Regions from separate parts of the Mus musculus genome. Here regions 2 and 3 are each linked to region 1. Evidence: chromatin loops called from intact Hi-C (ENCODE). Cell type or tissue: left cerebral cortex. All regions are shown on one strand. Region 1 holds the start of Sh3bgrl2 (SH3 domain binding glutamic acid-rich protein like 2). Region 2 overlaps Gm2087 (predicted gene 2087). Region 3 overlaps Sh3bgrl2 (SH3 domain binding glutamic acid-rich protein like 2).

What was found. Hi-C counts contacts between places; a loop is a spot of excess contacts. Peaks named below come from ENCODE experiments on the same cell type or tissue, not always from the same donor. Only the 100,000 strongest peaks of a DNase experiment are listed, where the experiment ranks them.
Region 2: it touches region 1 in a loop (2.1-fold over the local background); 7 of 42 quality-filtered maps call a loop at or near these places.
Region 3: it touches region 1 in a loop (4-fold over the local background); 4 of 42 quality-filtered maps call a loop at or near these places.

The regions. Positions count from the first base shown.
Region 1 is chr9:83,544,530-83,549,529 of GRCm38, forward strand. Sh3bgrl2 (SH3 domain binding glutamic acid-rich protein like 2) reads left to right here and starts at 3,809. Exons shown (of 4, transcript NM_172507.5): 1 at 3,809-3,974. The coding sequence starts at 3,930. In left cerebral cortex, no CTCF peak of the experiment used is centred here; DNase peaks (open chromatin) are centred at 2,783, 3,723 and 4,823; H3K4me3 peaks cover 1,620 bases; H3K27ac peaks cover 952 bases.
Region 2 is chr9:83,445,137-83,450,136 of GRCm38, forward strand. It overlaps Gm2087 (predicted gene 2087), which reads left to right. Exons shown (of 3, transcript NR_102437.1): 2 at 790-907. Among named protein-coding and RNA genes, the nearest start is that of Lca5, 6.5 kb to the left of the region's middle. In left cerebral cortex, no CTCF peak of the experiment used is centred here; a DNase peak (open chromatin) is centred at 2,899; H3K4me3 peaks cover 914 bases; H3K27ac peaks cover 698 bases.
Region 3 is chr9:83,593,956-83,598,955 of GRCm38, forward strand. Sh3bgrl2 (SH3 domain binding glutamic acid-rich protein like 2) reads left to right here. Exons shown (of 4, transcript NM_172507.5): 3 at 703-783; 4 at 3,270-5,000. The coding sequence ends at 3,281. Among named protein-coding and RNA genes, the nearest start is that of Gm39384, 23 kb to the left of the region's middle. In left cerebral cortex, no CTCF peak of the experiment used is centred here; DNase peaks (open chromatin) are centred at 2,374, 3,054 and 4,178; H3K27ac peaks cover 2,364 bases.

The DNA of each region.
Region 1 (5,000 bases):
CACCAGGACTGCTCAACCTAGCGCCTGTCCATCCCAGCCTAAGGGCCTTATAGGTAGAAGTTAGAAGGCTCATGAACATGACTGAAGGAAAAGATCCCATCTTTGTTTTGTCATTGAATAATAACTAAAGGACACCAGTGCCTTGTCTTAAGCATCTGAGCGGTCTGTAGTAGCAACACTTATGGCTTTGTTACTAAGATAAGTCTCAATATTTTCCTGTTTTCAGATTGTTGCTAATGTCTTAAATGTTTCCCCATTATTACTTCCCACCCATGGTGGCTACCTGTTCTGGCAGCAGAGCTTCTTCCTGAAAGCAGTGACAAGGAAGCATACACCTGTACCAATGTGTGCTTAAGATTCTGATAACCTTTTTCCATAGTAGCCTTTCCTCTGTACTCTGAAACACCATTATGAACATTTCTTTTTGAGAAAGGATCCAGGGACCCCTGGTTTTCTCCTTGAAATGCTGACGATCTTGGCAGATGAGCTAGTATGAGTTCTGAGGGAGATCAAGCCCAATGTGACACGGTTGCAACTCTGATATACTTGGTTTCCTGAGTCTTGTCCTCAAGTTTTACCTGACTGCTCTATCAAGAGATCAGACTCTAGGGAGCTCCAAGGTACCCTTCCAGTTTGTTTTCTAATGCTGGGTCTCTACTTTCTCACTTGGTTCCTGGGTTGAGAATATAGTTAGTGTTGCATATAATCTCTAGACACCAATTTTTTAAACAGAGGTAGAAATAAAAGCAGAGTTGTTATCTCAATGATCTTTAAGTCATCCTTGGACTATTACAGACTAAGTACAAAATTGTTTGGGTTCTTTGTGCAAAACAAAAGCCATTTGTGATGGCTTAAGCAAGTCAGAATTTATGATATAGACAGAGGTGTGTCACCAGTCTGTGATAACAGAACAGGCTAAACCAGAAATGGACTAGCAGGCTTTCTCTGTAAAGGGTGACTAGTGAAAGCAACAGACCAGGAGGACCATGGAGTCTTTTCTTATTCTGCTAGTAAGCAATATGGAATGTGTGCCAAATAAAACTTTATTTGTAAAAATGGGTGGAGGACAAACTTGACAAGATGCAGGTTGAGAACCCCTTAACTCACAGCATAGCCAGGGCTACTGTTGGTGCAGCTGTCAGTTCCTATTTGTGTTACTGCCCTCCTCTTACTGGTTTGCTCCTTTAGCACCTCTGGCTCTTATGAAGCAGACAACCAGACTCGGCTTCAGTTACAGCTAGGATTGTGAACATCTCCCAACAGCTCATTCACTGAAGCCTTGGTCTCCAGTCTGTGGGGGCTCTACTAGGATGCAGTGGGACTTAGAGGAGGGAAAGCAAAGCCACTACGGACTCTGGAGGCACATTGAGATCCACTTCCTTTTCTCTTCCTTTGCTTTCTGGTGTCATGAAGTCTGTGGTCTCGCCTCCTCCAGACTTGGTCTCCCAAGTGGTGGGATGCAGGCCTGTGCTACCACACCTGGCTGACCTTTGCCCTCTTTAAGTTATCCCAGGTTGTTGAGAGCTTTTGGTGCGACTTCTAGGAATTGGGTATTTGTCACTGGGCTTAGACAAGGAAGTAGGCCTAGATAAGAGTAACAGTGAGCATGGGGCTTTGTTTACTATTTTGCTGAATTATTTCCTTATGTGATCTTTTTGCATACTACTCTGCTTAATTACTTTCTTGTGTGATCTCCTTGTTTACTACTTCGATCCATTACTTTTGTCTTGGATATACCTAGAATGATCTGTGTGTGTGTGTGTGTGTGTGCATATATATATATGCAGGCTGGAGAGAAATAACGCTGCTTCAGCCTCCGTACAGGCAGGAGTCAGGTTATAATTTTGTCTAACTGTTTTTCTTCTTTTTAAATCCTCATTCCCTCGCTTGAGACCCTGTTGACTGATTGAGCTGGCTTGGTCACCAGGTGATTCGTCACAACAACAGGAAGATGACTAACACAGTTCCTCAGAGCCGTGTGTTCTATGTCACAGCTCCGTGCTGCCTGACTTCCCCAGTTGCAATTCCAATTTGCTGACTGAGGAAATGACTTAGTCAATTTCTTTTATCCATTTTCCTCAGAGCGCTTCTGAGTTCTACTGTTAAGCTGTTTATCTCCATTGCTACATTAATTCTATACTTTGGGGGGGAGGGAATGGTTCCTTTTGTAAAGACCCATATTTATACAGGAAATAATGTATCTACTTCTGTGAAAATTATTTCACATTTTATATGCCTTCATTTCCATGTTTGTGATAGCAAAAGCTAAAGAACAATTGCAGAGTGTTATAGCTACAGCAGAACTTATATTTAAGTTTTTAACATTAAAAAGAAATAAAGACCCACCAGGATTATATATTCTTACTCTACTAAGTTTAAAGAGGCCTATGACAAAAGTGGATTAAGATAAGCAATGAAGGGGCCACTGAGATGGCTCAGTGGGTAAAGACACTTGCTGCTAATCCTGACCCACACGGTAGAAGGAGAAAGTTGTCCCATGACCTCCACAAGTATGCTGTGCTAAATGGATCTACACAAACAAAAATATACATACATACATACATGCATACATACAAATAAAACTATTTAAGACATAAGCCACAGGAAAGGTTGGCAACTTGAAATATTAGTAAGTCTAAAAACCAAAGTCCTTCAAGCAACCATTTGTGCCAGAAACTTGCAAACGTGGGAGACTTCATCACACAATTTTCTTCTCTCTAGAATTAATTAGCAGCATTCCCTGAACGCTGCTAAAGTCCCTTGGTGAAATGAAGAAAGTAAATACAGTAGTGTGAGGGAAACTGGTTCACTTCCACAAAACTAGGAGTGGCTTGAGCCTTAGCCAAGCCAATACAACCTGCTAAAGCACTACTCGGAACCTATTAGCCACTTCATGAAAGCTTTCTCTTTAATGGTATCCTCCTGGGATACCGCGTTGGAATGCACAGCGATTTCGAAAAAGACACAGATTTGGCTCAACTGTAAATATCAGTAGGTGCACAGAGGCAAAGGCATTGTGCGGGGTAGGGGGTGGGGAGGGAGGGTTCTGATTCCCAATGTTGATAGGGGGATTTTCATTTCTATCAGTACTTATTCTTTTCTACTACAATTACAGTTTTGCAAAGAAAAATAAAATATCGGTCTTGTTCTCATTTGGCTTTCCAGTTTTCAGTGTCTTTAGAATAAAGTGAAAGCCTGTTTCATTTACCAAAGAGATTCCCTTTGCAAACTAGGCGTGGTGATGTATGCTTGTAATACCTGCTAGGGAGGGTGAAGTTGAGTTCCAGGCCAGCCTGGGCTACATAATAAAACCGCCTCCAGGAAAAATAACAACACTCCTCTTCAACAGTTTTTCAGGGTTGCAGGAGAAACAAAACACCAAAAGCTCAACCCACTGCCATGCCTGTCCAAGCCCGTGAACTGCCAAGGTCTCTGGGGCGAGCCTTTGCGTGTCTCTAAAACAGTGGGTCGCCTCAGCTCCATGGCTGTTTCTGATAGAGGATGCTCCACCCGTCTCCACCGCAAACAAAACCCAAGCTTGGACTATCCTCCACCCAACCCTTTGTCTTGTTTGCTGTGTTCTTGTAAACTGGCTTCCCGCCAATTAGCTTGTCCCGCTTCCGGGTCCTTCCTAAACCACCTGCGTGTACGATTAATTCCCGTGAAGCAGGCGCCGGACAGAAGGAGCGCAGTGCCTGGTCACTCTGGGCGCCAAGGAAACTACAACTCCCGTCAGCCCCCGCGGCCGCCTGGCCCCACCCGCCTCTCGCTCAGCCCGCGGCGGAGGCGCTGGGCTTTCATCCGCGGAGCGGCGGGAGCCAGACGCGTCGCTGCGGTCTTCTCCGACGGTCGCACGGGAGTCGGCAGCTACCTCAGTCGCGTTAAACTTCTGTGACCGAGTCAGCGGCGATCCCTGACGCAGCGAGAGGATGGTGGTCCGCGTCTTCGTCGCCTCATGCTCAGGCTTCGTGGCGGTGAGCCGAGCGGGCGGGATCGCGGGAGACGCGCAGCGCGTGCGCCCGTAGGAGACGCGCGGGCAGGTGACCGCCGGGCTCGGACCCGGTGGACACGCAGGGGTCACACACCCCGCACTGGCAACTGGCGAGGGGACCCAAGGGAGCCAGTCCCCTGCCGCAGCTGTCGGCTCCAGGGGCCCTTTGCTGAGTTTAGAGGTTCCGGACTTGGGACACCCCGTCGGCTTATGTTTCCTATGGCAGTTTAGACTACTTTGATTTGCTGACCTGGCGTCTGGAGGAAACCCATTTTAAAAAATTGCTCTACATCCTCTCGTCCCCAGCAAGTCCTTTTTAGTTTTACACCTGAGCAAACCACACTTGTCCTGTTAGGTCGCAGTTAATTTATTTTCTTTGTTGTTTTTTAGCCTAGGGTGTTACAAATACTTTTACATATGGTCCTTCCCTTGTTCCTCCAGTGCTGTGGTAAATTTCATTTTAAGAATAAATTGTGTTTTCTATTTTTAGCTACTCTGTTTGTCGAGTGTTGACTTCTTTTAGGAATATTGTTCTTTAGAAGAAGTTAAATAACTAGAAATAGTGCACATGTATACTAAGACACATGTAATGCGCCTGTAGTGTGTCAGTTATGTTTCATGTGATTGCTAAGACTTGATTTCCTTAGCCAAGAGTTAAACTACATCTCCAAAAATCTACTTTGTCAGTTACTTAATCAGATATAGAAAAAAGTACAAGAATGATTGGTTTAAAGTTTAGGCTGGCTGGTTGCCTGCTCAGTAGGCAGACTGTCTTAGAATTTAAGTGGGTGGGGTAGAAGGCGGAATAAAATACTACTTGGAAAATCCCCGTAAACTACTGAAGCTCTTAACCCAATCTTTTTTGATACAAGGACACAATAGCTGGGAAAATGCTGGCCTACCTGTATGTGCAGGCATGTCCTGGTTCTCAAAAATCCTCCCTTTTTGTTATTGCTTAGTCATAGGTGCCTTTAAAAGATTTTTCCCTGTTAAAGCTGAGCCTCATGAA
Region 2 (5,000 bases), 99 kb before region 1:
TGAATTGTTGAATACTTGATGAAATTTTTGAGTGATTTACTGTTTCTGTTAAAAAAGAAACTGGACCACTTAGATATTACTGATAACTTTCTTTAAAATTGGAAGGTGAATCACTAATAGTATCTGAGTTTTGTGGACTTTATTTCAATTGGGGGAGGAGCTTTGCATCTGTGTTAAATTAAAAAAAAAAAAACTTGCCTATATCAAAAGTTGAGTTTCACTCCTCATATATTTGTATAGACCAATCTGGTAGACTTTTTTTTTCTTTTAAATTTAAGAAAAGCTCATAATTATAAGTCCTCCAGCCTGAGAACTTATACTCCAGCCTGACCTCTATTGGGCAATCCTCCTGCCTCAGCCTCCTGAGTGCTAGAATTCCTGTCCTGTAAAGCTAGATAATTCAATTAAATGTCTCCATCCTTTGACACATCTTAATGCGGAACAGCCATACCTTAAGCATTCACTCGGCTCACACCGGTAGTAGGTGCCTCATGTTTAGAGTATTTACACAGAGTAACATGAAGTAGTGGTGGGAAGCCGGCTTCTGAGAAGAAAACTGATGCTGAACTAGAAGCCTGCGTCCTTAATTCCAAATCTGACTTTGCCTTCTACTAGCTGTGGCAGTGTTGCTCTCATTCTCTCTCTCTCTCTCTCTCTCTCTCTCTCTCTCTCTCTCTCTCTCTCTCTCTCTCTCTCCCCTCACTTCCTTTCTTTCTTTTTCTCTTTCTTCCTTTTTTTTCCTTTCTTCCTTTCTTTTCATTTTTTTTTCTGATTTTGTTTTATTTTTAGGACAGCAAATTACAGCGTCAGTTGCCACCGCCCACTTCAGCAATAAAAAGTCCCAGATTTAAAATACAGGAAGCAGATTTCATCAAAGGAGTTCCTTACTGTGAAAAGGCACAATGAGGTACATGACAGAGAGGACTGCATACAAATGGCTTGCTACCTCTGCTGTGTTTCTCTCCCTCCCTGCACCCCCACCCCACCCCACTCCCCCACACATACCTTCTAAGGAGGTTCTAATGAACTTGCTAAGCACATCTGAAAATCCTTGGAAGAAACCACATCTAAGGTCCTTCTCATTTTAAACAGATCTGTGGTTACATGAATACAACTCCATTCAAACCTGGTGAGTCTCTTTTAGCCAGGATTAGTATTTTATCAAGAATGATGGTAAGTTTAGTACTGTCCATGGACTTACACTGGTATATAGGTGTTTGATCTGTATCTATGGTTTCATGTCATTGTCAGATTTTATAAAAGAAAATACAGACATAAGTCATTCACGTGGCTTCTAATGTTTTCTTCAGTACTTAGGCCTTTGTCGTCAAACAATACTCGTACAGAGTTTATAACTCTCAAATCAGAGACTGCCTTGCTGATTTGGGGATCAATCTCAATCCCTGTCCCCCCGTCCCACCGTGTGTGTGTGTGTGTGTGTGTGTGTGTGTATGTTTCTCTCTCTGTGTATAGGTATCTCTGTTTGTCTCTGTGTGTTAATCTGTCTGTTTGCCTGTCTCTGCTGTCTCTATCTCTGTCTCTCTATCTCTCTCTGACTCTATCTCCCTCTCCCTATGTATGTGTATGTTTCTCTATGTCTGTCTGTCTGTGTGTGTGTGTGTGTGTCTCCCTCTCTGTTGGTCTCTGTCTCCCTATGTCTCTTGGTCTCTGTGTCTGTCTCTCTGTCTCTGTGTCTGTCTGTCTGTCTGTCTGTCTCTCTCTCTCTCTCTCTCTCTCTTTCTCTCTGTGTGTGTGTTTACTTTTGTTAGTTACATTTTTTATTTTGAGACAGTCTTGCTCTGAAGTCCAGGCTGACCTCTACTGGTGCAGTCCTCCTACCTTGTCCTCCTGAGTGCTAGAATTCCTGTCCTGTAAAACTAGAATTTCCAGACCTTCCTTGCCCTGCTAAACTGGAACAGGAGAAGGTGGAGCCCCCAGAAATTCGGCATCTCCCCGATATGGCATTCTAGAGGTTCTCAAGAGTTCTCTCAGTCACTTAGCAAATCAAAACGTGCAGCCAAATGTGAAGGCCAGCTCCAATCCCACCATCACCTCAGAGAGGTGTTCAAATCTGCCTGCAGCTGGTGTGACAACCCTAATGGGCGCAGCACCCAGCACGGAGCATGGGACTGGCCTCCCAAGGCACATTGTTGCCTGCAGCAATTCGATGAAGTAATTGACCTTACACTGGCCGCAGATGAGATGCGGTGAAGATATTCAACCCACAAAAACAGGAAAACTGCCACAAATCAGACTTCCCCAGAGTCCGTCATTAGCCCTTATCAGCACACCTCTTAATCCAGGGATCCGGAGGAGTAGGCTCATTTCTACTCAGGCAACAACCTGAGGAAGGACGCGCTGCATCTTGACAGGGAAACAAAAATTTAAGTTAATAAATTAAAAAATAAAGCCCAATAGGACTGTGCCTTTTCATGAGTAAAAGCTTTAATACCGCCCGCAAAGAGCAATTTTCCCCGCAGTGGCTTATGCCATTTCCTATTGTCCAGTGGGTGACCAATTTCTCTGATACAAGCCATTATTTAGATCAGAGGGTTATTTTAAGAATTAATTTTTAATAATATTCAATCCGGCCAAGAAAAAAAAAGCTCTAGGAATGATTTTTAAGATGTTTAAGGTTTCCCACGTTTTGTGTGGTTTACGACTAAAGCCCGAGCATTAAATAAAGGAGCAACTGTCGAAAGTGCCGCCCGCGGAGTAAGCACTCTGATCTACCTTCTCTCGGTCGCCCTCTGGTTCTATTTGTGGCTCAGAAGGTGACTGAGAGGACGATGAGTGCGATGAGTGCAGGTCGCTACGAGCCAGTCCAGCCAGCCAGGCCAGCCGCGGGTTTCCCCGGATTTAAGCCTCCCACCTGACCCTTCACTCCTCTGAGCTATGACGCTGCCCTTTCCTCCTCCTCCCTCCATAGCCGCTGCTCTTTGTGGCGCAGCATCTCACTCAGCTCAGGGCCTGGCCGCGCCTGTGATACCGGATGCATCTGTGGCCCTGCCCATCCTTGGCAGTGTAAGAAAAGAGAGCAGCCTTGCAGTCATTCGGACTTGAATCCGTTAAAATGATGCATAACTTATATCTTATTTGATGCTTTCCAACCAAAGCTTTCAAATGAACGAAACCTGGGAATAAACCAAGTTAATTTCCCCCACTTTTCCTTCTGTTTTAGTTGGCGTGCCTCGCTAAGTATAACTCATATTTGATCTCACCACCTGAAGTTTTATCTTGGTAATTAAAACAATTGGAAAGCAATTTTAGAAATAAGATGTCATAGGAAAACAAACTATTCCCTCCCACTACATATGGCTAAGTACCCGTTAGACCGGTGACCTACATCAGAGAATGAAAAAAATGTGCCAAAAATGTAAAGATGCTTGTGAAGAAGTGTTGCCCCAGACACTGGCCCTTTGACAACAGTGGTTTTTGAAGTTGTATTACTGGTTTGCAAATGCAGTGTTAAATGATTGCCTGCAGATCTAACCAAAGGAAAACTTCAACCTGTCCTCAGCCTCCTGCTAACACTTGGTAGTATTGTGTCCTTTTGGTCAAGTTTATGTCTCCTCCTCCTCCTCCTCCTCCTCCTCCTCTTCCTCCTCCTCCTCCTCCTTCTGAGACATTCTCTACTTCAGGTTAACCTTGAATTCCCTAGTAGCTGACAATGACCTTGAGTTTCTGATCCTTATGGCTTTACCAGTAAAGTGATGAGATTACAGGCCTTTGCCACCAACCACCCTGGTTTATGCAGTGCTAGACATGAACCAGGGTCTCAGGCACGCTAGGCAAGCACTGTCTCCACTGAGCCTCCTCCCCAGGCATGCTTCTTCCAATACGTTGTTATTGGAGAACAACAAAGGGGCACACAGGCTTTCTGAACAAAATCGTTACAAGCAGTGGTCTTAAGTAAAACAGCCCATGCTGTCAGTGTCCAGACAGACAGATAAATGACAGACTTCCAAGGATCAAAGAAGCACGTAGGAATGAGGTCATGGTATCTCTATCAGAGAGCGATTTCTACATGCCTTGACCCAACCTGGAACACCGCAATTAGTACTCGGGACAAAGGTGAAGTTGATCACAACACTGTGACATGATTCAACACATTTAGGAATGCTAAAACATTTCCCCCTAGAATACCAAGTGAGCCATACAAATAGTGGGGAAAGCATCTCTCAAAGTCTCTCAGGCTTCCCCCTCCCACCTGCTAGGGAGAAGGTTGCCTGGGAGATTTTCCTCCTGATTCCTGGAAATTTTGAACTATTACCCTCGAAGAAGCCATGGATAATTAGGACTCAGCAGCACCTTCCTCAGGATTACATATGGGTGTCAAGTCCCGCCCTGGAAAAGGCCTCTCCTCATCTTCAGCAGAAGAAGCCTGAGTTTGGGAAAGGATAGAAGAAACTAGTTGCCTTTACAGAGATTTGCTGTTTGTTTTGTTTTGTTTTTGTTTGGGGGGTTTTGTTGTTTGTTTGTTTTTTTACTCTTATGAAGCTCAGTGGGTGGGGACTGAGAGGTGGAAATCCAATTGAATAGCTCATCTTAATCCACAGTGTCTAAAAAAAAAGGGATGTTAACATCTCATGATGCATGCTAGTCAGTTACAGCCCCTTTGTTCAGTGTTTTGGTGTTCCCACTGAGATAGAGTATTTGAGACAGCTGTTGAAAGAGTTTCCCATTGATGGGCCACATCTGAAATGCTAGCATTTATTTCTAGTGTAGCAATATCTGAAACTGGAACCAAAATCACCCTGGCTAGAAAGGCTCTGTGATATAGACCAGAGTCCAGTTTAGTTCTCTGGGTAAAAAGACACTGCAATTGCCATTGAGGGTCTTGATCGCATGTGAAAGGAGGGGGCTTGACGAAGGGGATGCTGGGTAGCCAGAGATAGGGTTAGAAGGGTGACAATTAGCCCTGAGAGGAAGTCCTTCTTTTCCTCAAAGACATAGGGGACCTTGATAAAGCCAAGCATTGCCAAGGTAACCAGGCTTTG
Region 3 (5,000 bases), 49 kb after region 1:
CGCATGTGGCGATGGCCAGGTTCCTCCTGGGCTGATGCTGTCCAGAGTACAAAGAACATGAAGTTCAAGGGTATTGCTGCAGACAGAAGTCAGCTCCCCACCCCCAACTCCCCTGCTCTGTAGCTGTCCTGCTTGGCCACTGTGTTTCTTTTCTCAGAGCCTGTCCACAGGAAACTGCAAAAGCAGAGCCAAAGCCTGCCACTAAGACTGACACCTGCAGACCCTTGTGACTTTTCGGGTGACCAGTGATTGATTTCTTTCTTTCTTTCTTTCTTTCTTTCTTTCTTTCTTTCTTTCTTTCTTTCTTTCTTTCTTTCTTAAGTCTTGGATAGCAAAATATCAAGCATGACACTGGGGTGTGGCTCTCCTTATTAGTGGGTATAATCTAAGATCAGGGTGAGCACGTACAGATAAATTCTAGTTTGACACACAAGGAAAAATGAGTGTTTGCTCCTTTATTTCTGTTGCCAAATCCTGTCCTAATTCTGGGTTTTAAAATAAAAAGAAAGAAAGAAAAGACTTGTTACAACAGGCCCTTTCAACTACACACTGAATCCAGTGGGTGCTTGTAGGTCTTCCTTGGCCTTGACCGAGCAATGGTACATTGTTTTCTTCCACGCAGGATTTTTATGAAAGCATCAACTGTAAAAGTAATTGCTTGCCGGTGCTCACTGGCTTTATCTTCCTCTCTTCTTTTTCTAGGACTATGACAGTTTTTTTGAATCGAAGGAAAGCAACACAGTCTTTTCATTCTTAGGCCTGAAGCCACGGCCGGCATCCACGGTAGGTTAACCTTGTGTATTTGGAGGTAGGCTAACCCTCTGTACCGGGCTTCAGCACCCATGGTAGGTAAGCCCTCTGACTCTCGCTTCAGAGTTTATCCTGCTGGAGCAGACCTTAGGGACTGAGGTTGAATGGGTGAGAGGCATGTATCTACCCTGCTAAACTTGCAGTCTCTCGGGTAAATATAGACTGCAGGGATACACACAAAAATTTTAACTTCTTTAAATCAAAATATTAGTTTACTTTTAATTGATAGCCCTGTTCTCTGAAGAGGAATTTAAGGTAGCAAAATAGGTAGCTAGTTTTTATTTAAATTATAAATTCACATTGTGTTTTACCCCTGTGTCTGTACCTTTCACGTTTATGATTTGTTTGGTCACAGATGGGGAATCACATCTGTACTGATCATGAAAAGCTTTCTCCTGGCCTTATTTCTCTTTTGTTTTTTGTTGCTGTTTTATTTTTTCATTTTTTTGAGACAACAGTTTCTCTGTGTCATCCTGGGGCTGTCCTGCACTCTCTGAGACCAGGATAACCTGGAATTCACCAAGATCCACTGGCCTCTACCTTCTGAATGCTGGAATTAAAGGCACTCGCCACCAAGCCTGCTGTTGTTTCTTTTGAGACAGTGCCTTTCTGTGGCTGACTGTCTTAGAACTTATTATGTCTGTTGGGCTAGCCTTGAACTCCCAGCGATCCCCCTTGCCTTTGCCCAGGGCTGGGCTTTCCTCTCCTCATTTCTTAACACAGCATCACACCAGTTTGCATAGATGTCGTGATTGAAGCATCCCACTCACCTGGAGATGCTTTGAACCATGGTGGGGCACAGAAGTGCAGGGGCTGTGTGCTGGAGAGACTAGAGAATGCGGGGGTCCTGGCAAGGATGTGGGATGGATGCCCCACAAGGCCAAGGGGCAGCAGCTTTATGAAATGGCGGAAGCAGAGCCACATTTGAGAGGCATCTCAAATCAGACCTGAAAGAGGTGTCACACTTCCTAATCCAACCTGAGTATTTTTAAAGCCTCGTATCGCATCATACCTTTTGGAAAATGTGAAGAACCTGAGTCTGTTTTGTGCAAAGACTTAGGAATAATGAATATTTTCATAGCCATATAAAGCACAAGATTTACTTTAAAAATAAAAACCAAGTAAGTTAATAGTTTGGTTATTTCATTTAAAAAGACTGGTTTTGTGACTAGAAAAGTCAGTTAGGCTTATTTTTTTAAATTGTAAAGAAGTAAATATGTGTAAAATAGAATATTAAACTCACTAGCCAGAGCCAACCATATTGACACTTTTCCAGTGCGCCTTACAATCCTCATAGACATACACAGTAACTGAGGCTTGGCTATAGCTCAAGTGGAGGCTGAATTCTAAAGTATCTATTTTAATGCAGCCGAACCTGCAGTGCATTCTGGAAGCTTTGTCGAAGTAGCGGGTCCTTTGAGGCTGCCTAGGACAGGTACCATCTGAAGCCCCTGTGAGAGGAGACAGAGGCTTTCAGTAATAGTAGCCCCGCTGCAGCACCTGCAGCAGAGCCTCCACCATGAGAACACGCCTTGTTTTACATCAGCAAGCCCGCAGATGGCTTGTGGGTGGTTCCTATGCACATGGTTTTTAGCAGAGGCACACCCACACAGAAAGTATTTACAGGTTCTTAAGACTATTTTTATGCCAGTCAGACATTTGAATATTTGTTAGGAAAATTAGTATTTATATAAAATATTCCACCCAAATATATTAAACAATCCAGATTTATCTTCAGAGAATTGGGGGATGGGGCAGTGTGTGTGGTGGGGAAAGCCTGGGGCAAGGATTACCTTCCAGAGGCAGAAGCCAGTAGGCTGTGTCAAAACCTCATAGAAGATACTGAGTACACACCATCTCTGGTCTCATTTTCTCCAAAGGCACAGATTCTTTAAAGATTCAGCAGCTGGTATGGAGACTTTTGCTCCCAGGTCACTAAGACAAGGGGTGATTTTCAGAATCCATAACTGCTGATTGCACTGCACACCCTTTGGCTATATTGGAGCAAATTGCAGTGGCTTCTTGGTGACACTTGTTTAATTGGGTCATGGGGACAGACAGAGTGGCACTTGGACAACAGGGGTGGTGATGCGTTATGAATGATGTGGCCATTCTGATGATGTCATTCATCCAGGGCCACCCTTAAGCAGTACCTCTTCATGCTCCTGGGAGGTCACAGCCACCTGTTGTGAGCTAATAGCACAGCAGTGTTCAAAGAAGGAGACTTGGTGGCTGCAGAGAGATGGAGCTTTTCTTTGCTTGTTTGCAGGTTGGGTGGGTAGGACTGAAGTCGAGGCTCTGGCTTAAAAGCCGAGACTTCGCCCTCTCAGTAACAGGGTGAGTCATTATAACCTCCCTCATATCTGTTCCTGACATTTCAAAAACAAAACACTGCGAAAGGCAAGCGTTCTTGTCGATGCAGTGTAATGACCGTGCCTTTCCCCTCTTGTGTTTAATAGGCGGAACCTTAGAGGTAAAAAGTAGAAGGTGATGGAGTTGCGTTTGGAGCACCCCCTGGTACTCAGCACTCGCCTGCTTACCTGATGCATCACTGTGACAAAGCCACACACACAATCAGTAACTTCGTCTGACCTGGAGAAGGTGTCTTTGGAGGACATGGGAATAATGGGGACTGCATGATTGCTCTGAGCCAATCAGTTCTGTGGTGGTGGATCCTCTTATTTTCTGATTCGTCTGCAGTTGCCTCACTCACCTGAAAGTACTCTCCCCGTGATAGGTCAACTTCCTTAATGACTGACAGGTAATTGGGCGACACCATCAGGGAGAAAACGTTGAACCTGCCCTATGTTTTATTAGAAACTGGCCTTGCAGAAACCCATTCCTCTCTAAGCTGCCTGCGTCCCATCCTTGAAACCATTTTGCCAGGATGGTAACGTCAATTGAATCCAAAAGAAGAAAGCAGTGCCGACTGACATTGACTCTGAGGGTTCTTGTTGGAGAGTCACAAATGTCACTGCTCTGGTACTTTGTAATAACGCCTGCTGGAAGAGCTGGATGCTCTCAGCTCCGTTCTGTGATGGAAACCCTCACCCCTATAAATTCTCCAGGCTTCTCCAGGTGCTTCCAAAACCTCCATTGCAATATCAAATGATCACAGCCAAGTTACAGGGCAGAAAAGAGTTGCTGTTTTTGGAAAATGTCTCTTTTATCTCTTGCAAGGGGGAAGTTTCACTGTATGCATAAGACTACTTGAGAGATATATTTTAAGAAGTGCACCGGTTACATATAGTAAGTTAATAGAGTTTGCTCTGTCAGTATGCAAAGGCGTTTTCAGCTCTTGTAGTTTGCTTACACACACATGCACATATATTTTTAAATGCAGCTCCCCAAAGTAACAGCTGCTTGTTCTATTTTGTGAAGGGATTATATTTTTGGAGGAAGAAAATGCTTGGTTAGATATATTTTGTGAACCGTTGGCGCCAGCCCTGCGAGGACATTTGCATAGCACACACAGGTTCTGCATTCAGCTCCAGCATACTGGGAAGGAAAAAGAGACACCACGATGGCTGCCTAGTGTCACTTCCCATGTCACGCACCTTTGTCTCTGACAGTTGACAGTCTTAGGCTTTTCAGAATAACACAGACACACATTCTTGCTTGATGTAGGAGCACGTGTGAGATTTCAGAGCAGCCCAGACAGGAAGGGGCTGTCTAGAGCATGGTCCTCAATGGTTCTTAAGAAGCAAAGTCCCTGCTCCCTCTGGGTGAACACTGGCAAACACTGAGGTTACTCTCCTGTATCCTGGCATATTTAGAGTTAATCTCACACATAGAAATAATCTTGAATAGGATAAAGGGCTGACTGAAATCTCCACCTAGCCTGCACGATGCTAGGCCTTTCACTCTGATTCTGAAAAGGAAATGTTTGAGAAATTGAAAGATCCATCAAGCAGCCCTCTCTGCCACCTGCACCCCAAGCTTTGCTAAAGGTGGGCTGTTCTGCAGTCTTTTTTAAATGCTGAAGCTGAGAGCTTGTTGCAGTCCTGTTGCAACAAGGAGAAAGGCGAACACCTTTCTTTATGAATGGACCAAATGATTGATGCACAATTTTCTTCCCAGGGAAAGCTTGTCAGGTTGTGGGCATTAGTGGGCTAGTTGGTGTTAAGCCCGATCCACGTAAAATTCCATTTGATAAATCCCAGGGAGTTTCCAGAGTTTTGTGTGTTGTG